Regions from separate parts of the Homo sapiens genome. Here regions 1 and 3 are each linked to region 2. Evidence: chromatin loops called from intact Hi-C (ENCODE). Cell type or tissue: PC-3. All regions are shown on one strand.

Region 1 (8,000 bases), 57 kb before region 2:
GAAGATCTTGCTTCCAGCACTGTGCCATTACCACATTGCACACCTTCTCCTCTCATCGGCTACCTGTTTCCTTGAACTTCGGCTTGTACCATGCCACATGATAGTCCCAGCTCTGAGTTTGCCTCATCACCTCTCTATTGGCTCTCTCAGTCTCAGTTTATCAAAAGAGGAACCAATGGTCTCAGATCATCTCTGCAGGCCTGGCCAGCGGCTCCTAGTCTCTAACTTCTCACCTGATGGGCAGCTGCCCTCCCTGGGTCCATTCACCTGTGCTGTGGCGCAGGCAGCATGTGGTCTGCTCCTCATTCAGAGGTCACTCGAGGGACAACTTCTAAAAGGAGCAGGCCATTGACCTCACACACACCATCCTCCTCCTTCTCTGGGATGCTCTTTTAACTCCTACATTCCCCTTTAAAGGCTGTAGGAGGCTCGCCGTACTTTTTACATTTGTTTGACCGATGTTTTAAATCAGTTTTGCTCAAAAGTGCTTCAAAAATTATAATATGTGTTAGTTTAAAGACTCACAGTTAACGTGGAACCAAATATCACATGAGCGCTCTTTTTGTCCGGGGCTTCACAGGCAGATTCTCAAAGGAATCTGACAAATACAGTTGATGTGGCAGGTCCTGCACCACTCCTGGGCTGAGAGACTGTCACAGACACAAATGGCCAGAAATGCCATATGTAGGAGGCATGCTTGTCTTCCCAGTTAGGAGGACTGTCTGAGCTTGGGAGAAGGAATACACTGAGACAGCTATATTTAAAGCAAAGAGCCTGGCAGCAGACAATTATTTTGTTTGGCTCAGAAGCTGGGAGCTAAGTCTCTTGAAAGGTGTGTGATTAATCCCTTACATGTCCTCTTTAAGTTTCCTCTCAAGCCCAGGGTTTGTTTTCCTTTCTGGTCTCAAGAGTGTATAGTGGGGGATCCTGAGCTAAGCACACTGAAGGCCAGCATGGACCCTGATGATGTTCCTGGCTGTTGCCCTCAGTGCTCTGCAGAAAGCAAGCAACAACAAGAAACGTGGCAATGACCCCGGGAAGCCCACAGGAGCATTCAGCAGATCAGTCAGTCACTCTCACTCTGTGGCTTTCACAAGTGATAGCCCCTTTGGGCCTCAGCTTCCTTATCTCTAAATCTCAGTGTTATCAGGATCAAAATCTAGGTGACACATGGTGTGTGGAAAATTCTAGGTTTTAAGCTTATCAGGTAAGGGACTTTATCTTTTAGAGCAGGGATTGACAACTATGGTCCAGGGCCGAGTCCAGCTCACTGCCTGTTTTTTAATGAGCTACAATCTAAGAAGGGTGTTTACACTTTTAAATAGTTGGAACGAATCAAAAGAATAATAATATTTCATGACACGAAAATTATATGAAATTTTAATTTCAGTGTCTGTAAATTAAGTGTTTTACTGGAATACAGCCATTCTCATTGGTGGTTATATATTGCCTATGACTGCTTTAGTACAGTGACAGAGAAGCTGGGACAGAGACTACATGGTCCACAAAGCCTAAACACATTTTCTGTCACTTTACAGAAAGAGGTTGCCAACTTCTGTTTTTGAGCATGGAGCCTGGGTCACCCACACCTAGATTCAAATCATATACCCCTTCCGACCTGTGTGACCTTGGAAAACTATTTAACTTTTCTAAGCCCCAGTTTCCTCATCTGTAAAATGGATGAAAACAGTCTGTATCTCAAATAGTTGTTGGGAGAAATTGAATGAGATCATCATGAAGCACTATGGTGGTGATAAGCCCGCTCAGGCTTATCATAGTACTGTCTGGAACTAGAGTACATTTACTCACTTACTCACTCACTCACTCACCCACCCATCAGGAAATCCTTTTGGATTTAGCTTTAAAAACATATCCAGAGTCCTCCCTTTCTCTCTCCTCTGCCATTCCTACCACTCTGCTCTGAGGCACCCTATCATCTGTCACCTTGATTATTGCCTCATCCTTCTAACTGGTCTCTCTGCTCATTCTCCCAGAGCCTATTTTTAGTACAGCGACTAGAATGACCCTTTAAAAAGGTCAGGTCATGTCACTGCTCTGCTCAAACTGTCCAGTGGCTGACCATCTCACGCAGAGTAAAAGCTGAGGTCCTTATGATGGCTCACAACTCTCTACCTGCTGTGTCCCACCCTACTGCCTTTGACCTCCTTTCCTGTTACTCTCCCCATTACTCACGGTGCTCCAGCTGCAGGGCCTTTTTGCTGTCCTCAAATGCACCAGCAGTCTCTTGTCTAAGGCCTTTGTCTGGTCTGTCCCTTCCATCTGGATGCTCTCCCTCCAGATATCTCTGAGGCTAACTCTCTCAACTCCTTCAACTGTTTCCTCAAATTTCACTCTTTGAGGAGATCTATCTTGGCCACCCTGGTTAATCAGCACTGCTTACAATCAGAACTGTACCCTTCCAACATTCCAATATCCCTTGCCTTTTTACTTACTTATTTATTTTGTTTTTATTGTTTGTTCCCATTCAAATGTAAGCGCCATGAGGGCAGGAATTTTTGTCTCTTATGTTCAGTGATGTATCCCAAGCATCTAAAACAGTGCCTGGTAGGTACCCAATAAAATTTGGTGATTGATAGTTAATGATCTAATATTTTATAATACAATAGTTTTTCCCCCAGACCCAGAATCTGCCTCTCATTGAGTCTGCCAGGAATCTGACCACCTTCTCGAAAACCTTTGAACCAATGGCTTAGAGTCTATAAAGGAAACTGTGGGGGAAAACTTCTTCCTCCTCAGGGAAATCTGAGAAAGGCCAAACTGCACCCCAGCAACAGCTGTACCCTCTGGTACAGAAATGACTGCGGTTCCTGCTCACTGAAGGAGGATAATCCAGCATCAGACTATTCAAACTCTTTCACTTGCTTTGTTTTTGTGCCAGTATTATTGACAAGATCTGCATAACTTGAGCAAAGGAGTGGAGAAAGACAAACCTCAATAGCAGTGATTTTCCACCTTGCATAAAAGATCTGGCAGGAAAAAGAGTTTGAAATATTGACAAGAATTAGGGGTAGAGTCTGTGAGTTATCCCATTTACCCCAGATAATGGTGGGGTCATATTATCATCACCTCTAGGAAGGATGAAAGAAAACTGTGATCTCCTCAGGTTCTGTACCCTACCAAGCACACCACAGGTACATCATACACATCAATCTCAAGAAGGAGGCCATCGCTCACTCACAGACACTCAGTTCCCAGTTGTCATGCAGTAAGGAATCCTGTCAATATTAACAGGAGACATCCCCAAGGCTCTACTCCTCTGGCATATGTTCCATGAGAGACGGCTGTGGTCAGAGTCATCATAAAGTGTTAAGTACATATGAATCATAAATAGTGATGAATAGCCACATTATAAATTGTGCAAGCCTTGTTTTACTGGGATAAGATTTATACCTAAAGATACTGGAAGTGAAGTCTCCCTCTACCCTTTTAAGACCTCAGAATACTTGGCAATAAACAAAGAAAGGAAGTGGCCTGGAGAATTTATTGAGCAAAGCCCTTGACTAGACACAGCTTAGGTCATTCCTAGTGCTTCTCTCTATATAAGGCAGAGTAGGCTCCCAAGGTGATGCATGGACTCTTTCTTCATCTTCCTCAAGTGTTCTGTTCTTTTTCAATTTGGTATTTAAGGAAAGGAGCGGGGGAAGGAAGATTCTTAAGGGAGAGCGGAGTGTAGACTGCATTTCTGGGCTTCTCTTTAGAACCTGCATGTTTGAGGTAAAGCTTGAATGCTTCTAATGAATATAGAATTATTTACTGATGTAGAGCAGGCATCTACAATATTTTTCCAACCATCACTTTCGTGAGTGTGCTTAAAAAAAAAAGAAAAAGAAAAAAATAAGCCAAGCTGTTGCTCCTCCCTGCTCCTGCCTAGTCAGAACATAAGGAACAAAATAAGTGAAATCTTCATGCTTTATAATGCCCTCTCGGCAGTGCCCCCTTCACCCTGGGCCAGTGAGTCTATTTGCAAAGCTTATTTAAGATGAAAAGTGAAATGCAGTGAACAAGCTGTGTTCCTCTGCCTTGATGAATATTTTCTAAGGGAACTTTGACCAGTCTCAAACTTCTTCACAAATTCAAGAGGAAAAGGCATCAGGCTTCTAAATGGCCTGGATCAGGTTTCCATAGTAGCTTGGTTAGACAACAGACCTTTTTCCAAGAGTTATGCAGATCTTGTCAATAATGCTGGTGCAAAAACAAGAAAGCCAACAATGAGGTCTTGTTCATTTTGAGCTGAGTCATGAAAAATCGTGCACTAAAACCATCCTTGGAGAAAGACCTGATTGGTAAAACAACAGCCACTAAACTTGGAAGGAATTTCTGAAAGGAAATGTTACCCTGAAACGTACTCTGAAAGCCATTTAAAGCGATGAGAGATTTAAGAAAAATAATTTGACACCACACTTCTCAACCTCATAAAACATTTTAGAAATGAACTCATTAAAATAATTTACAGCAGGAACTAGTCTCTTAAGTCTCAATGGACAGTCTGTCTGACATCACGGTCCCATTTGTATGATTCATTTTTTTAAAAAGGCATTCTTGCCAGACCATTAAAAAGTAAAACAATTAATTACTTTTATGATAGTTGGTTGCCTTCTAGTTCCTCGTTTTTCTCTTCCGGGAACATTATCACTCATGCAGCCTTGCCTGGTATTTCTCCCAACACATAACAGAATGCTCTCTGTACATAAATACAGACCATCCAAAACCTGCAAAATGAAGCCCTTATTTCTCTGGGCATTACAAATTTCATACTGTTCCTATCTGGTGTTGCTTACAGTTTTTGTCTTCTGCTTCAGGATCTCTTCACAGCAAGCAATTATTCAAACTGACCTGCAATACCATTACACCAAATGTCACCATTTATCCCAACAAATAGGAAAGCATTCGTTAAGAACAGAGCTGTTTTCATTGGTCCCCTCTGAAAGGAGACAGTGAGAAGGTTGTGGTGATGCAGAGTAAAGGATTAGGAAATTATTCCTTCGGAGACTGTTTATCTGCCTCTACCTCCAGGGAAAAGTCAGATGCTATCTCATTCAAAGCAAGTCTGGTTTTCATTTTGCAACCCCTTCCTTCTCCCTTCCTAATCTTCTTTATAATTAGAGAAAAAGTAGAAAACCACCGCTGTTGTATGTTTTTTAATTGCTTACTATAATTATTATGACAACAATTGCTGGGTGGATTTCCATCTCTGATGTTTCACCACAATGAAGAAAACAAATCCTCTTATGAACATGATCTCATTAGTTCCCATAATGACACATTATTCTGACACGAAGCGAGGTCTAAGAACTTCAATACTCACTCTCTTTACAGATGGGGAAAGTGAGTCAAAATTCTGGGAAGCAGCAAAGCAATTATCCAAGCTGGAATTAAAGCCTAGCGTTCTAAATGCTCATTTAGTGCTAGTGCTACCCACAATGATTCTACATTTTATAAGCAGGGAATAAATAAATAAATATAAGCAGGATCAGCCAGGATGAAGTGAAAATAAAAATAATTCCATGGAGTTTTAACAGCTTTTCTGTAACTTTTGACTGCAGCTCTTTGCCTGAAGTGTAACATACAAAACCAAAAGAGAGTAAAACAGAGCATACTGAAATCTTGACACCTCTCAAAGAACTAGATGGTTTACCCTTTTACATAGGAAGCAAATAAAGGAGAAACTGTCAATGACTGATGGGAACACAGTACAAAATTTAAGTTAGTGGTTTATTTTTAAAGCTTGTATAATATGGACTACAAAGGGCATTTTTGAGCCATGCAAAGGTCACCCACACACTAGTCCCTTCAAACTAGCTTTTTCTTTGAGATGAACCTTCGGTTTGATCTCCTCCATGAAGCCTTCTTTGACTTCTATAGCCTGGAGTAATTTCTATCTTGGCTTAATTCCTACAGCGCTTTTCACCTAAACCGTGATTCTAGTTAGACTGTATTTCACTATATGAGACGAAAACCAAACACTAAAACCATCTCAAGTAAAAAGAGAGTTATTGAAAGGATACTGTAGACTATTATAGGAATTTAATATTAGAAGCACAAAGAAGACTGAACTGGAAAATTCTCAGGTAGAATTCTATAGTTTTCCCTCTGCCTCTGGAATATTGCTATTTCTCTTGGTGTATCTACCCTAGTCTCTCTGAAGACTGCTCACCTATGGTTCTTACTCCTTCATAGCCACAACTTGGCCATGACTTTGGCTTGACCTAGTGCCCATTCCATTGCCAACTCGACATGATCTTACTGGCCAAACATCTACTACCAACTGACTGCAATCTCTGAGCCTCTTAATTCAAATCCTTAGTGGGAAATCTCACTGGTTAAGCCCTATCTATAGGTTGGTACCCTTTGGGTTAGGCATCCGATTTTAGTCCAGCTTCTGTGACTTGGGTGTGTGTGGGGAATCGTGTTTGATGCAGAGGTGCCCCTCCAGCTAGAAGGGGAAGGTAAGCCAGTCTTGCCTCATCTATTTGTTCCGACCAGGCTTAGTATATAATCATATTCTGCCTTGCCTTCATATTTAACTCGTTTTCTATGTGTGACCTGTCTTTCCTGATACAACAAAAGCCTCTTGATCTCAGGCCCTGCCTTATTTTCTTTATGCCACTTTCAGAGCCTTATAAATGGGTTATCAAGAATATTTGTGGAACTGATTTTATCTTTAAGAAATACAAAATGTAGACTCTACTTAGCTATTTGATGAGTGAATTAATGGTGTTACATTTTCAATTGCAATATTTTAAAAATATTTATTAAAGAAGATCACAGATAACCATATTTTTCTTTATAGAAGTTTTGTCTTCTCATTGGCAAGCATCACATACAAGCAAGTATGTGTGTGTGTGTGTGTGTTTAACCATATTTCAAAAATAGTTTTAAGATAATGTGTTCAGAGACTTTAGCGTCCCACAATGACAGAATAATGGACACCTGACTTTCCTTCCCACTAAAATAAACTATAACAATGAACAAAATATACGAGGCCATTGTTTTTGGAAAAAGAAAAACAGTCATCTATATTAGGCTGTTCTTGCATTGCTATAAAGAAATACAGAGACTGAATAATTTATAAGAAAAGAGGTTTAATTGGCTCACAGTTCTGCAGGCTGCTTAAAAATTTCCACTGCCAGATACCCTAAATCATCACTCTTAAGTTCAAACTCCCACAGATCCCTGGAGCATGAATAGAATGCAGCCAAGCACTTTGCTGAAGCCTAACACACATGACCTTTGCTCTAGTTCACAAATAAGTTCCTCATTTCCATCTGGGACCTCATCCGTTTGGCCTTCATTGTCCATGTCACTATCAGCATTTTGGTCACAATCATTTAACCAGTCTCTAAGAAGTTGCAAACTTTCCCTTATTTTCCCTTCTTCTGCTGAGCCCTCCAAACTCTTCTAATCTCTGCTCATTACCCAGTTCCAAAGCTGCTTCCACATTTTGAGGTATCTTCATAGCAACGCTCCATTCCTTAGTACCAATTTTCTGTGTAGACCACTCTTGTGTTGCTATAAAGAAATACCTGAGACTGGATAATTTATTTAAAAAAAAAAACAACAGGTTTAACTGACTCACAGTTTTGTAGGCTATACAGGAAGCACAGCACCAACATTTGCTTCTGGGGAGGCCACAGAAGCTTACAATCATGACAGAAGGTGAAGGGGGAGCAGGCGGCTCACATGGCTTGAGTGGGAGTAAGAGAAAGAGAGAGTGGGAGATGCCACACACTTTTAAACAACCAGATCTCATGTGAACTCATTCATCACCAAAGGAATGAAGCTAAGCCATTCTGAGGGATCTGCCCCCATGATCCAAATACCTCTCACCAGGCCCCACCTCCAACACTGGGGATTACATTTCACATGAGATTTGGTGAGGAGACAGGTCTAAACCATATCAGCATCATAGGACTGTAATTCCTGACAGAAGGGAAACATGAGATGAGCCCCACAATTTCCCCCGCTCTCTGCCTGGGACA
Region 2 (8,000 bases):
ACATACTTAAAAACCTTCACATTAAGAAAACAGAAAGGAGGCCGGGCATGGTGGCTCACGCCTGTAATCCCAGCACTTTGGGAGGCTGAGGCAGGTGGATCACTAGGTCAGGAGATCAAGACCATTCTGGCTAACACGATGAAACCCCATCTCTACTAAAGATACAAAAAATTAGCTGGGCATGGTGGCGGGAGCCTGTAGTCCCAGCTACTCAGGAGGCTGAGGTAGGAGAATTGCTTGCACCCGGGAGGTGGAGGTTACAGTGAGCTGAGATCACACCACTGCACTCCAGCCTGGGTGACACAGCAAGACTCTGTCTCCAAAAAAAAAAAAAAAAAAAAAAAAAAGGATTAAGAGAACAGTTTTAGTTAAATCTGTTGCCTGATATTTCATTGTTTGATTGCCTCTAACTGAACCTGGCTAGTACTTAGTTTCTAGGTTGCCTTAACACTTTGATTCCATTCAACAAACTACAGAAATGCCCCATAGAATTGAAGGTAAGAGGAAATATGCCTACCAGGGACCTCAAGAAATCTTCCTTCTGATTCATCTGGTCACTGCGAGTGTTTGTTACATCTCTAATGATATAGAAAGTCATAAGCCAACCCTCCATCACCAACGTTCCTTCTCTATTTTTCTGTCTATCAAATGAAGTTGGTCATATGTAAACCTATCAAGGGAGTTGTAGGTGCACACCTAGACAAGGGTCAGAGGAGTGCCTGAGCTCCCCTGCCCTGACCTCAATGCCCTGAGTCATGTTGCTGGCTGCAGTTCTGACTCAGAGCTCCCACAGTATCAGCCTACATCATGACAGGAAGTGCCGCCAGAAGTCATGCTCAGCTCTACTGAATGAACTGTTTGTCACAGCTAGTATGAAACTGATTCACTGGTGTCATGGGACCATGTAGGCACTCACTCATTCATTCATTCATTCATTCATTCTTCAGTCATCCATTTCCTACTGGAATCTTGTCTAACAGAAAAGCTATAGCATAGCATCTCTTGAAACAACTGTGATAATTTTAAAAGTCCTGTTATGATTTATACCATTTTTGTCCTTAAAAATTATAACAGAGCAATAGATGGGTTGTGTGAGTTCTGTCTGTATAATATGTGATTTAGGTATTAAAATTTAAAGACAAATTTATGGAGGCCTTTTGTCTGTGACAGTGATGAATTATCTTGGCTCTGACCCTTGGGCAAACTGGCTACACTAAACTTAGAGTTCACACATGCAGCGGTTCCTCTGCTGCCTTCCCCGAGGCTTCCTGAGACAGATAGTATGAATTAATATTTTCTTTTTTTTTTTTTTTGAGACGGAGTCTCGCTCTGTCGCCCAGGCAGGAGTGCAGTGGCGGGATCTCGGCTCACTGCAAGCTCCGCCTCCCGGGTTCACGCCATTCTCCTGCCTCAGCCTCCCAAGTAGCTGGGACTACAGGCGCCCGCCACTACGCCCGGCTAATTTTTTGTACTTTTAGTAGAGACGGGGTTTCACCGTTTTAGCCGGGATGGTCTCGATCTCCTGACCTCGTGATCCGCCCGCCTCGGCCTCCCAAAGTGCTGGGATTACAGGCGTGAGCCACCGCGCCCGGCCTGAATTAATATTTTCACAGGCATTGCTAGGCATGATGTCACTTGATTTTGGCTCCAGGTGGAGGATGGGGCCCATGAGGTTCAAGGTTCCCCACTCCGCAGAGTTTTTTCCCCATTCCTACACACCCAGACATTTGTATCGAGAATTGATCAAAATGCATTCATGTGCTATAACTTCTTGTCAGGGATTCAAACCAAGTGATTTCTGACCTCTCTCCATCTGCCTCTCTTTTAAAAATATGTTTTAATTGTCTTGTTTTAGACATGTTTTATTGTAAATTACTTCACATTCTTTTTGAGAATAGGTGGCATGTAAATCATAGTTGAAGAAAAACCTTCAAGCCAGCATAATATTCCCAGAGCACAGAAAGCTCAGTGGGGAGGGGGCAAGGAGAGGCTGGTTGCCCTTGGGCCCACCCATTAGGTGTACCTGTCACTCCCACCATCAGGCTCTGTTCTCTGCAGGCTGAGGGATGATGGAAGAACAATCCAGAGGTCTGTTAGGAGCCCCACTCTGTCAGAAGCAGAGCATCCAATTCACTCAGGCCTTGCTCTACTGACAACTTCATGTCACAGAGGGACAAGGATGTTGTGAGGGAGCTACTGCTTGGATCTAATTTTGGCCATTAAAGGTGAACTAGGTGGATAACACAATGGAATCGACTGGCACTTAGACAGAAAAGGACCTTGTCACTATGTGATTCTCAAGAGCCAAGGAAGTGAATGCAAGCCGTCTATGTTCCTGAGACTGCAAGAATGAAGAACTCTACAAGTCCAGAGAAAAGAAGGTGATTCAGTGGATTAAATCTCAGAGGGCAGCAGAATGTGGAGGTTAAAGTACACGCTCAGGAATCTGGACAGACCTGAGTCAGGCTCTTGGCGCTGTCCTTACGGCTGTGCAAATGTCACCTCTCTGTATCTCAATATCCTCATCTGTAATCGTGAATAATAAGACCTACCTTATATGTCAACATTGAGAATTAAATGAGATCACATATATAAAGCCCCTAGTATGGTTTACTATTATGGTGAACACTCAGTAAAGGTTATTATTGTTGTTATTATTGTTACCATTATTGCAGACTTCCTATATGTAAGGCACAAGGCTAAATGCTCTTTGATTCCATGGTCAGAGACTCTAATCATGTAGAACTTGGTTCTAGAAAGACTGGAGGCTCCACCTAATTTAATTCTGACTCTACTCTGGAGAGGAGGAAGAGAGGGAACTATCCAAAAAAATTACTGTCTCCAATGAGCTTATATTTTACAAGGACACTCACAAAGGCAGGAAGGAGGAATTTGCAGCCAACAGCAGATACAAAGGAGTGGCATCAAAAGAAAGAATCAAGTCACGGAAGTAGAAGGCTGGGGCACAGGAGAATGCACACATAAAATACACCAGGAGCCACTGGGGTGGGTTCAGAACAAGAAAAAGAACAAGAGAAGAGTTTGGCCTCCTGCTGGGGGCAGATGACACAGTTAATTTAGAGATGATACAGTGAAAACAGAATTACTCAACTCCTAGTTTGCTTCCATCTTCTTTATCAGGAATGACCTTCGAGCCAGAAAGAAGAACAAAAATATGGCCAAGAGGAAATTAAAGTCTGTGATAGTGAGGAAGTAGGAGGAGAGCACCTGGCTGCTGCATTTAAGTCTCCAGCCTCAGATGAATTACATCTCAGCACCGTCTATACAGGCACCCCAATACTCACTGCAACAGGAACAGTAAAATAAGCAGCTCTAGGACCCTAAAATAACAGGAATTCATTTACAATATCTGACATCTGAAAAAAATGGAAATATTATAATATATGAGACTTTATGAAGCATGGTAGAACTTGCAGAAACTTGCAGAGGGGCAAATGTCTCCGTTTTATTAACAGGGACTTTTAGCAAAATTCTAACGCAGCTTAGACACCTTGTGTTGACCCAGGAAGATGAATGCTGGTCAGACTAACCTCATCTCCTCTCTGACAGGGTTCCTCAGGTAGTAACTGTTCCATTGTCTAGTTAGAAAATGGTGACAAACAAGTCAGCACACTTTCTTTGTGGACAAGGTAGAGAAATACAAGCTCCATGATAATACAGTAAGGAATATTCAGAGGAGCTCAGCTATAATCCGCTAAAAGGACTGGAGAACAGGATAATATTATTCTGTACAAAGATGTGAATTGGCACATGACTTGGTCTTCAGTGCCTCTCTATACAAAAACAGTAATGATCTGCAAGACAAAGGAAGTTTGCTGACATCTGCTGGGAGAAAGATCAGGAGGCAGCTGGTGAGGTGGAGGAGGGGTTGAGAGCTCAGGCTGCGGAAGTAGAGACCTGTTGGAATCCCAGCTCTACCACTTACTAATTGTGTGATGTTAAAGAAGTTACTTACACTATCGGACTCAATTTCCCTATCTGGAAAGTGGAGATAATGATTGTATATACCTTACTATATGAGGTAGATTAAATTAGTACGTAAAGCATTTAGAATAGTACCTGATTATAGAAATTATCATTATAAATGGGATCCCATTATAAATGGGATCACTTTGTGTCAGGAAGTGATGGAATCTCACAAGATGAAAGCTGTAAAAATAAGATATTGACTATAACTTACACTACCCCAGAAGGAAAACAACCTAAAAGTCTAACAATAGGAGACTTATAGTACATACATATGATAGACTATTACAGCCATTAAAATCATGTGGCAGGCAACAAAAGCAAAAATAAACAAGTGGGACTACATCAAATTAAAAAGCTTCTGCACAGCAAAGGAAACAATCGAAATGAAAAGGCAGCCTACAGGTTGGGAGATAATATTTGCAAACCATATATTTGATAAGGGGCTAATATCTAAAACATATAAGGAACACACACAACTCAAAAGCAAAAATATGAATAACCAGATTAAAATATAGGCAAAGGACCTGAATAGACATTTCTCCAAAGAAAGTATAAAAATTACTTTTTATACTTTCATAACCAACAGTTATATGAAAAGGTACTCAACATCACCAATCATCATGGAAATGCAAATCAAAATCACAATGAGATATCATCTCACACCTGTTAGGTTGGCTATTATAAAAAGACAAGAGATCAGTGTTGACAAGGGGATGGAGAAAAGGAACCCCTTTGCAATGCGGTGGGAATGTAGATTGGTGCAGCCATTGTGGAAAACAGTAGGGAGGTTCCTAAATAAACTAAAAATAGAACTGTAATATGACCTGGCATCCTCTTCTGGGTATATACCCAAAGGAAATGAAATCACCGCCTCGTAAAGATAACTGTGCTCTTATGTTCACTGCATTATTCACAATAGCCAAGATATGGAACAACTAAAGTTGTCCTTCAACAAATGGATGAAAACAGAAATTGTGTTGTGTGTGTATATGTATCTATAGATATCTATAGATATCTATATATATCTATAGATATATATACACAATGGGATATTAGTCACCCTTAAAAAAGGAGATCCGGCCATTTGTGACAACATAAAAAGGACATTATGCTAAGTGAAATAAGCCAGACATAGAGAAAATATTATATTATCTCACTTATATGTGGAATCTTAAAAAAATCAAATACACTGGGCGTGCTGGCTCACGCCTGTAATCCTAGCACTTTGAGAGGCCAAGGCGGGCGGATCACAAGGTCAGGAGTTCAAGACCAGCCTGGCCAATATGGTGAAACCCTGTCTCTACTAAAAATACAAAAATTACCCGGGCTTGGTGGTGGGTGTCTGTAGTCCCACCTACTTGGGACGCTGAGGCAGGAGAATCGCTTGAACCCAGGAGGCGGAGGTTGCAGTGAGCCAAGATCGTGCCGCTGCACTCCAGCCTAGGAGACAGAATGCGACTCCGTCTAAAAAAAAAAAAAAAAAAAAAAAAAATCAAATACATAGAAGCAGAGAGTAGAACAGTCATTACCAGTGGCCAGGGGTGGGAGAATGGGAAGACGTAGATCACAGGGTACAAATAAACAAGCAAATAAATATGTACATAAATAAAAATACAGTCATGTTACAGAAGACTAATTACTCTAATAAGGAAAATGAATCAGGGAAAGGGAAAGGAGAATGATGGAGGCAGAGGTACTGTTTGGGCAAGGTGGTCCCTGAGAGAGGGTATGGGATCAGGGGCTGAAATGGACTGAGCCTCGTAGCGCTGGGGAAAGCAAATGCTCTCAACAGGAAAGGGCTTGAGCTGGAAAGAAGCCCTGGAGATGGAGTAGGTAAGCAGAGGGGAGAACAGAAGGAAAGGAAGAACGAAGCTGGAGAAGGCCCATCACACAGGCCCCTGCAGGCCAGAGTAAGGAGCGATTGGGGTTTCATTTTACGTGATATGGGAAGCCACTGGATGACTCTGAGCAGGAGAGAGTCAGGATTTTAAAGGATCACAATGGTTATTTTTTGGAGAACAGAGTGTAGGGGAGTAAGAATGGAAGCAGGGAAACCAATTTTAGGGGATAGTAGTTTAGTAGTTTTACAGTAGTTTAAGAAAAAGATAGAGGTGACTTATGTTGGGAAAAAATGGTGAAAAGTGTCAGACTCAGGATATATTTTGAATGGCAAACAGCATGATCCTAATTTTATAAAAAAGAAGCACATACACATATTGGAAATATACATATGCAGATATTAACAGAGGTTATCTCTGGATCATGCTGTTCATGGTAACTTTGATTTCCTTCTTTGTACGTTTCTGCATTTTCAAAGTTTCCACAACAAACTTGTAGTATTTAATCAGAAAAAAAGAAGATATTTTTGGAAAAGGTATCTCTTTTTTTTCTAAAAGGAAAAATGAAAGGCAGGCCAAGTGAGGTGTGGACGAGCAACAGCCTAAGTAAAGAGATGTCAAGGATCTGACTGACCATAATTTCAATACTGACAGTGTAAATGACTAGCAGAAATAGTAATGTCTCCTAAGATATACTAATAATATTAGTATACTATTATACTAATATTAGTATTATTAAACATACTAGTAATAGGACATCGTGCACTCTGGGGAGGCAGGTGATTGTCCCCTTCCACTCTGCTTTATTCAAGCCCACCCCTGGTGTAGCATGTACACTTCTGGGCACCAAAATCTAAGATCCAATTGAGGCTGGGTGTGGTGGCTTGTGCCTCAGCTGGATCTTAGATTGGATCTTAGATCCCAGCATTTTGGGATGCTGAGGCAGAAGGATCACTTGAGGCCAGGAGTTCAGGACCAGCTTGGCCAACATAGTGAGACCCTGTTTCTACAAAGAATAAAAAAAAAAAAAAATAGCTGGGCATGGTGGCTACTTTAGAGGCTGAGGTGGGAGGATTCTTTGAGCCCAGGAGTTTGAGACCTTAGTGAGCCATCATTGCACCACTGCCCTCCAGCCTAGGTGACAGAGTGAGAACCTGAAAGAAAGAAAGAAAGAAAGAAAGAAAGAAAGAAAGAAAGAAAGAGAGAAAGAAAGAAAGAGAGAGAGAGAGAGGAAGGAAGGAAGGAAGGAAGGAAGGAAGGAAGGAAGGAAGGAAGGAAAGAAAAGAAAGAAAGAAAGAAAGAAAGAAAGAAAGAAAGAAAGAAAGAAAGAAAGAAAGAAAGAAAGAAGGAAAGAAAGAAAGAAAGAAAGAAAGAGGCCGGGTGCGGTGGCTCACGCCTGTAATCCCAGCACTTTGGGAGGCCGAGGCGGGTGGATCACGAGGCCAGGAGATCGAGACCATCCTGGCTAACACGGTGAAACCCTGTCTCTACTAAAAAATACAAAAAATTAGCCGGGCATAGTGGTGGGCTTCTGCAGTCCCAGCTACTCCAGAGGCTGAGGCAGGAGAATGGCATGAACCCAGGAGGCGGAGCTTGCAGTGAGCCGATATCGAGCCACAGCACTCCAGCCTGGGCCACAGAGCGAGACTCCGTCTCAAAAAAAAAAAAAAAAAAAAAAAGAAAGGAAGAATCCAACTGAACTAGAAGAGAACAGTCAGGACTGGGAGGGGACTTCAAAGCATGCACTGTAATAATGGGGGTAGTTACTACCCAATGAGCACCCACTCTGTGTCAGGCACTTAAAAAATGTGCAGTATTTAAGATATGAGATGCTCACTTGAATGGAAGGAAAAGGGTGGCAAATGAACATTTTTTGAACACTTAAAGAGCCAGTGCGAATCACTTTTCACACTTTATTGCATCCAATCCTCACCACAACACTCTGAGATAAGCATCTCTGTTCTATAAATTTGAGTTAGGGATACAGTATTGCATCGCTGTGGGCTCTGGAGCCCAAGAGGCTGTGCTCAAATTCTAACAGATATGTGACCTTAGCCTTACTACTAAGCCTTATTCCTAAGTCTCAGTTACCTCATCTACAAAAAGGTGACCTTTTTGTAGATGGGGTTGTTTAAAGACTAAATTTGTTAATATATTACAGCACTTAGCACA
Region 3 (8,000 bases), 72 kb before region 2:
TTAGGACTGAGGCCCGTGTGAGTGCATAGCACACATAGGCACAGTGTGGGCAGCCAAGCTAACCAGAGAACGCCCCCAACCCCCACCACTGGAAGCCCACTAAAGGCAGTGCAGATGGAGAGGGGTAAAAAGTTAACCCACAGCTACGTTTTCTACACACATAATGCCGGGCTCTATCAGGAAGCTTTTCCTGGGAGACAGGCCTGAATAGTCACACTGGCTCAGAGCTTGTTTCTGGTGAAAGATTCTTTGAATTTGTCATACCATCTTCTTATCAAGAAATCTTTCCTATTCTAACCTCTCACAGGAAAGGTCATTGCTATCACTTCTCACTGACCACTGTGAACACACAGGGGAGGAGGTGACTATCTCTGAGTCACTGTTGACTGTTAGCTTCCTCCAGGGCAATCATCTTCCCAAGAAAGGCACATCTGTCCTCTTACTATGATCTAGCAGCTGCTGATGTGAAATCTGTTGAATAGACCTTTATTGAGAGCATCTGTGTGCTGAACTCTTAGTAGATGAAGATAAATAATGTGAACCCTGCATTTGAGAAACTTATGATGGAGTAGAAAAGATGATATCACTAATGATGATGGTAATAACGATTAGTATATGCCAGGCCTTTTACTAACTCATTTTAATTCCCACATCTACCCTATTAAATATTATTTGTAAGGAAGCTGAGGCTCAGAGAGGTTATGTGACTTGCCTAAGGTCACACAGCTAATTAGTGACAAAGCCATACTGCCTTTCTCCAAAGACCATGGTGCCAACCACTGTGAAAAAGCAGACAATTTCAGCAGGTGGTAAGAACTGTAGAGGAGTGTGTTCAAGGCACCTTGGGAGCACAGAGAGGCCATCTCACAGTCCGGGGAGTTAGAAAAGGCTTCCTGGAGATGTTCTCTGAGTGGCCTCGGGCCCCAAATCCCTCATCCAAAGGCAGAGTGACTCATGCAGTCACAAAGGGTGGTCATCACCTCTACCTCCACGAAGCCCATTGAGTCTCCACCCACATTTTCCTCCTCCACATCTTGGCTGGACGTGACCTGCCCAAATTGCTGTTGGTCCTCGTACCAGACTCTTCTTCAGTGGGATTTACCCTTCTTATCCTTCTGCACCCTGGCACCCCCAACTCGGGTGGCTCAGTTTCTGTACAGTCTAAAGCAAGTAAGAGAATTGGCTGCTTTGGCTGCTGCCTCCCTTTCACCATTAAGTGAACCCGAGTGGCAGGGGAGGAGAATCAGTGCATTGAATCCGAATATATCTGGGATGGAGTGACTCCATTACAAACGCATTGTGTCATATTTGAACAATATAAGGATTCTTTCCTTCTCTCTGAGAGCCCACAGCTGCAATATTTCTATGCTGCTTTGCAGACTGTTATCACAGTTTTAATGAAGTGTAGTTGGTTTGAAGTAAAGTCTGTCAGTTCTCATGAAAAGAATTAAATTTTGGTCTTGCACTGCATATTCAGCTCTAAAACAGGACTCAGGGCTCATTATTCAGCAAACAGTAATTTGTTTTCATCCCCAAAATATTAATTGTGCTGCTGCATTTTCACCTGATGGGATGATGAGCTCATTATTGAGAAGGGTTTGCCCATAGGAAACGACTGATTACAATTATCTAGAAACCAATTGCTCAGAAAGAATTTGAAAGGGCCAGACATGGCAATGCCTAAGGGGCCCTCAGCTGGAAAAAGAAAACTAATTACCATTCACAATCTAGTGACATCCAAGGCAAACCAGTATGACCATTAGGATGTTTAAAATATTTGTAAAAGTTCTCTGGGGGCACTTTGTTTTGTAGCAATAATTAGTGATTATGAACATAGGGCCAGGGAATAAAACAAGGTTGTTTAGGACAACCCTTAATCTTCAATTAAGCCTATATGTCAAATGGGTAAAACTATCTCTCTTCTGGCTTATAGGTTGCCAATAACTTTAATCTCAGAGGTCTGCACATAAATAGCTGCTCAATAAATATTTGTTGAATGAATAAACAAATCTGAAGGCCTGTTCTGGCTATCCTGGCTTTTCCAGAAGTGATTTTCAACCAGACATTCTACTGTAGATTCCAAGAAGCAATCTAATTTTTCCAACCACGGCTCTGGAAGGTGCAGAGAACATGATTCATAAGGGAAAAAGAAAGAAAGAAAGGGAGAGAGAAAGAGACAGAGAGAAAGAGACAGAGAGAAAGAAAGGAAAAAAGGAATGGAGGGAGAAAGGGATGGAGGGAGAGAGGGAAGGAGGTAGGGAGGAAGGGAAGGGAATGGAATGGAAGGGAAGGAAAGAGAAGAAGTAAGGAAGGGGAAGGGAGGGAGGAAGGAAGAGAGAAAGAGAGAAAGGAAGGAAGAGAGAAAGAAAGAGAGAGAGGGAGGAAAGGAGGGAGGGAGGGAGGAAGGAAGGAAAGAAAAGAAAAGAAAGAAAGAGAGAGAGACTGGGCATATTGGCTTATGCTTGTAATACCAGCACTTTGGGAGGCTGAGGCAGGAGGACTGCTTGAGGCCACGAGTTCGAGGCCAGCCTGGGCAACATAGTGAAACCCTGTCTCTATAAAAATAAAAATAAATTTAAAAATTAGCTGGTGTGGTGGTGTGTGCTTATAGTCCTAGCTACTCAGGAGACTGAGGTAGGAGGATCACTTGAGCCCAGGAGTTGGAGGCTGCAGTGAGCCATGATCATGCCACTGTATTCCGGCCTGGATGACAAAGCGAGATCCTGTCTCAAAAAAAAGAGAGAGAGAGAGAGAGAGAGAAAGAAAGAAAAGAGAGCTATTAGGAGAAGATAAGGGACAGGGAAAAATAAAAGGGGTTGCAGACAGTCAGGAGGGACAGGAGAGAATATAAGAGGAAAGAAGGGCAGTGGGGTGGGCAGACTGAAAAGAGGAGGGTGACTTGGGAGAGCAGGCATCTAGTAAAGCAGTTAAAGGCCTAAGAGCAGCTTTAAATAGCTCTGAGTTCATCAAAAACAAGTGATATGACCTGGTAGTCTCAATAAATGAAAAGCAGAAATAGCCCCTTGGGAGGAATCTGTGTCTCTGGTGGTTTAACAGACTAAATAAAAAGGTTAAAAGAAAGAAAGAGAGAGAGAAAAAAAACGGTCTCAGCTTAAAAAATCTGTAGTCTTCCTAGAACTGTCAGGGAGTTCACTTACACAGTGATGAGAAAGGCCCTAGTTTCCAAAAGGGACTTTTCTAGAGAGAGACTCTAAAATAATTGCCACACCCACAGGTTAGAGCGCTGGTTGTGGGGAAATAAAGTCTGCTTATGCCAGAAAGCAGACCTAACTTATTCAGATAATATAGACTCTTTCCTTCTGTGAAATTTGGCTGGTATCATTGCTTTGTATACTGGCCACCATCAGAATTATGGTTTTGCCTGCCCTGCGCAGCAACTTAAAATGCTCATAATAGGCAAGTTCTTCATTATGTCTAACCTATATCTCTCTTGCTTTAATATAAGTTTCTTTTTTTCTCTCCAGCCTCATCAGAGGAGGAGATTAATTAGTGTCTATCTTCTGTACAGTATATTCCTTCACAGTCTTTACTCATTCATTAGCCTTCTCCCCCAAGGAAAGCTTTGAAAAATAACTAAATAGATAATGAGACCTGTTCCTGCTGCCTTTTTCTAACAAATCCTAATACTCAGTATTACGGACCTGCCATGGAGAAGAGAATCACAACAAAGAAATTTTCAGATTAAGAATTAACTGCATATTTCTTAAGCATTTGGTATAGATTAGCACCCAAACATTAACCACATAGTCTTCCAAACATTTTTATAAGACTGATCCAGGCAGGAATTATCACCTCCACACGAGGGAAGAAAATAGAACTGTTCCTTTCCCTAGCAGGTTATCAGCACAGCCAGAAGAAACCCCCAGTGTCTGGGCTTGAACTTTCTTGCCCTGCCTACAGCCCAAAATATCCTTCAGAAAGAAAAATTCTTTCAAAATGGGCATGTCTTCAAGTTAAAAGTCCAGAAAAAAATCTCAAGGAAAATCTGAGAGCCACAGCCACAACAGGCAGCTTGTTCCCGCTCTCTTGGCCATTCTAACTCTTCCCTCCACCTCCCGACTCATCCTCCCGTCATGCCAGCTTTCTCACCCTGAAATCCTCTTTCTCCAGATAAGAGCCTTTGCAGGAAATGCTCCAGCCATTGAATTGGTTCATAACGACAACTTTCTCAAAATTTTCCATTAAGCACCAGCTGCTCTTTAAGGTAAACTGAAGAGAAAGGTCATCGTCTTTCTTGCTGCTTAAACTAGAGCATGACTCAGAAGAACAAATACGGAAGAGATGGTGGTAATCCCCACATTATTTTTTAATATTCCACGTGCTACCGCAGGGCCCACACAAGACCCAGGACTAAAGTAAGTCTTTCTTTCCTTATGTAACTGTTTACCTTTGCACAGACTCTCTAAGCTCCCAAGATGTGCAGGTGCCTGCAGAAAAGGCACTCCATTCCTCCTCCCTCATACTAGACAGAAACCCACCAGGCAAGACTGGCTTCCTCTGGGTCAGGGAAGCAGATGCCCAAACCCACGTCACAACAGAAAGTGTGAAGCTGAGTGTGGGAGTGTGAGCACATCGTCTCCTAGTCAGAGAAGGTGGTAGAGACTGCGGGGAGATGAAAAGGCCCTATCCCCAACCAACACTGCTTCCCAGGCTCAGCAGCACCTGTGAAATGCCGTCATTAGAGATTCTTTGCCTTCCATCTTCTGGAACAAACCACACCGTGAATCATTAACAAGCCAATGGGAATTTGCTGATTAGATCACTCCCTCTGGAAGGGGGTGGGCGGAGGGAGGAGGTGCTCCCAGGTGCCCAGGCTGCTAGACATGGGGAAAGAAAGGTGGGAGGGCATAAAGGTGGGCTTTTCCATCAGCAATATTGCCCAAGCCCCAAGTAAGAGGATATAAACTGGAGCTATGGAAGAAGTGGGAGCAGGCATCCAGGTCACTCTCCTCGGTCCAGGCAGTCAATGGTTTCTAAGACTCCATGACTAGTTTCTCCTCACTGGCCTGTTAGACTGGCACACCATTTAAACACACACTCAGAACAGTTCTGCTCTCAGAATGCACCCCTCACAATCTTGATCTGCGGCCCTGGGTTTCCAGTATGGGCTTTCCCTGGGTACGATGTCAAGTTAGGTTGATAGAATCAGCTTTGGTACTTTGGCAAGGAAAAAGATTAAAGAAAAAAAAAAAAGGAAATTTGATACCTGCCCAGCTACCTTTTGGGTAAGTAGGATCTACTTACCCAGTGAAGTGTTAGCTCTGCCCACTTAGTCCTTAACAGGCTGCATGGGCTGGAAGCCTCCTTTATGCTTCAAATTCCTGATAATATAGTGTCCAATTGACAACTTCCAAAACATGGCATGTGAACTCTCTTCTTGATTTTACGGCCGGAATTTCAGAAGTGATTTCAAGTTTGATTGCTGAGTTTTCATTTTCTATGGATTTTGGCAAGCCAGCGTGCCCGACAGTGTTTTCACCTGCTAGCCCTTACCCCTGCTGGTGAGCATTTCAGACTGAGGCAATCCCTTCTGAGCCATGGGGTCTCTTGCTTCGTTTAAAAGAGCAAGGCTTCCAGGAATCAAGCCTGTAGGAATCGCCTACAAGCCTGTAGGCGAACCTCTAGGTTAAATCATAGCCATTTGTCTTCAGCTTTGGCGGGTGTTATGATTTCCTCTCAAGTGTTCTCCCTTTCCCGGGACATCCCCGCAGGAAAATGTATCCTCAGCCTTGTGGTGGAATGCCTCCTAGAATTTGCCAGGTGGTTCAAGTGACATTTCCAACTAGAGAGGAGAAAAGCAATGGAATGGGAAGCACATTCATAATTAAGTTTTTCAAGGAACTGGCCAATTATTCTTCTGGCCATGGTATGTTTCAAACAGTTGCATTCACATTCTTCATTTGGGGCAAGCTGTCTTTGGTCATCTCCGTTGACATGGGAAATTGGGTAATCTGGGCCATTTGGGCAAAATCTCACCTGTGTCTGAGTCATCTAGGTTAATGTAGGAAACAGACTAGAATTTCACCTGATATATGTCTCTAGATTCTGTTTTACTTTGAAGACATGGCTTTTTAGAAACAAGTGGAGTCTCCCAGGTCTATCTCACATGGATTACCTGAACCAAGCTGGTCATATTACGAAGTTGAGAAGGGATTAGCTTCTTGCTTGAATTACTTTAATTTTTTCTCAGTTTTTATCCTACTTAAGGAAAGATGGAAACTCCCCGTCTTCTTTTATGCTCATTATTTCCACTCCAAAATGAAAAAGGAAGAAGTTGGTGACCAAATGCTTTTGACCTTCTCTGTCTCAGAACGTTCTGCATAGTTCTATCCAGAGAGGACAGAGGCTGTGTCGATTCTGCCTGGGAAAAACTGAGACAAGTGGGTTTCAATAATGCACAGCTTTTCAATCTATTAAGGGGGTAGACACATGGTTGTTTATCGTACATAAATGACTGAGAATTGGCAGGTACTGCCATTCAAATGATACCAATATGAGCGCACAGGATGGAAAGGAGGAGCAGTGGTGGTGGCAGCAATAAAGTGATGACTCATTAGACGATTGCATCCTTCTCCCCACAGACACAAGACCACATTTCTGTTGGAATCACTACTCGTTTCCATGAGGCTGTTTCTCAAACCAAAGCACAGTACTGCCCCCTTGACAATACATAGTCATGTGTCAGGTACTGGTAGCCAAGGGACAAACAAGCCCATTTTCCTGCAATACAACTTTTATCTCAAAGATCTGGGGGTTGAGACATATCAAGTGACTTAATTGCTGATTTGAATAATTTTCTATTTAAAAACAATATATTATGAAGTAAAGTATAGCATGCTAATGTATTTTTAACACAAAAGGGGAGAGTGGGCCAGGCATGGTGGCTCACGCCTGTAATCCCAGCACTTTGGGAGGCTGAGGCAGGTGGATCACCTGAGGTCAGGAGTTCCAGACCAACCTGACCAATATGGTGAAACTCCATCTCTACTAAAAATATAAAAATTATCTGGGCATGGTGGTGCACACCTGTAGTCCCAGCTACTCAGGAAGCTGAGACAGGAGAATTGCTTGAACCTGGGAGGCGGAGGTTGCAGTGAGCTGAGATCGTGCCACTGTACTCCAATCTGGGTGACAGGGCAAGACTCTGTCTCAAAAGAAAATGGCGGAGGGGGAGAGTGCACCCAGATTTTCCCGCTGAAGTAACTCTTCTGCTAAGTGCCAGGCTTCCAGGGAGTTACATTTCCTTGCTCCTGCAGGTGGGGTACTTGGGCAGAAACACCTGAGAAGCATATCCTGCTCCATGTAACAAAGACTCCCTGCCATGTAAGTGTTCTGAGGCTGCTCAGCAGCTGGGCTTCTGGTGGACAGGCCTGACCCATGCATGCGGCTGAAGAGCTAGTCGCATGACATTGGGCCAAAATGAGCCATTCCACTCTTCCTGCTCTAAATAGATCCCCACTGTCTGTCTGTTGCTATTGCTTCTCACTTGACAGTAGTTATGAGGCCATTAGTAGAAAACAAGAATCTGCTCTTACCCCATCTGCATATTGGACAAGTCCTGCACTATTTAGCTTGTGAGCCCTGATAAGAAGCCAGCACAATCTGCCCATTGACTGCTGACCTTCTTTTCCAGTCCCAAGTACCAGAGCCTCCTGGCTTAGACTCTAATTTTGCATGTCGCTAGCTGTCACCAATTGAATCCCTTTCAGTTGCACCTGCATGGTACTTGTAAGAGAAGAGAAAGGGCTCCCATTGAGCTAATTCAAACTTCTGGCCCTCACACTTGTTCCACTCTTGTGTGTCTTGGGAATCTCTAATTTAAAGCCTAAACATGTTTAAAGAATGCTGTTTTCATGCCTCCACAATGCACTGTTTATTCTGACCTATACTCCTAGGAACATGGTGGGTACTTCCTTTATATATATTTTTTTTCCAAAGAAGGAGGCTAAGCAGTGATGACTGGGCTCTTTTACCTTCTC

The links. A loop is a pair of places that touch in the nucleus more often than their neighbours do. Peaks named below come from ENCODE experiments on the same cell type or tissue, not always from the same donor. Only the 100,000 strongest peaks of a DNase experiment are listed, where the experiment ranks them.
Region 1: a loop joins it to region 2, with 6 times the contacts of the local background. A loop is called at or near these places in 9 of 110 quality-filtered maps.
Region 3: a loop joins it to region 2, with 4 times the contacts of the local background. A loop is called at or near these places in 11 of 110 quality-filtered maps.

What each region holds. Positions count from the first base shown.
Region 1 is chr14:31,987,665-31,995,664 of GRCh38, reverse strand. No RefSeq gene overlaps it. Among named protein-coding and RNA genes, the nearest start is that of LINC02313, 47 kb to the right of the region's middle. In PC-3, no CTCF peak of the experiment used is centred here; a DNase peak (open chromatin) is centred at 3,384; H3K27ac peaks cover 2,340 bases.
Region 2 is chr14:31,930,716-31,938,715 of GRCh38, reverse strand. No RefSeq gene overlaps it. Among named protein-coding and RNA genes, the nearest start is that of LINC02313, 10 kb to the left of the region's middle. RefSeq lists enhancers at 3,719-4,013, 3,515-4,171. In PC-3, a CTCF peak has its summit at 3,840 (motif pointing left); DNase peaks (open chromatin) are centred at 805, 3,845 and 4,855; H3K27ac peaks cover 1,833 bases.
Region 3 is chr14:32,003,110-32,011,109 of GRCh38, reverse strand. No RefSeq gene overlaps it. Among named protein-coding and RNA genes, the nearest start is that of LINC02313, 62 kb to the right of the region's middle. In PC-3, a CTCF peak has its summit at 6,683; DNase peaks (open chromatin) are centred at 349, 4,199 and 6,609; H3K4me3 peaks cover 164 bases; H3K27ac peaks cover 3,119 bases.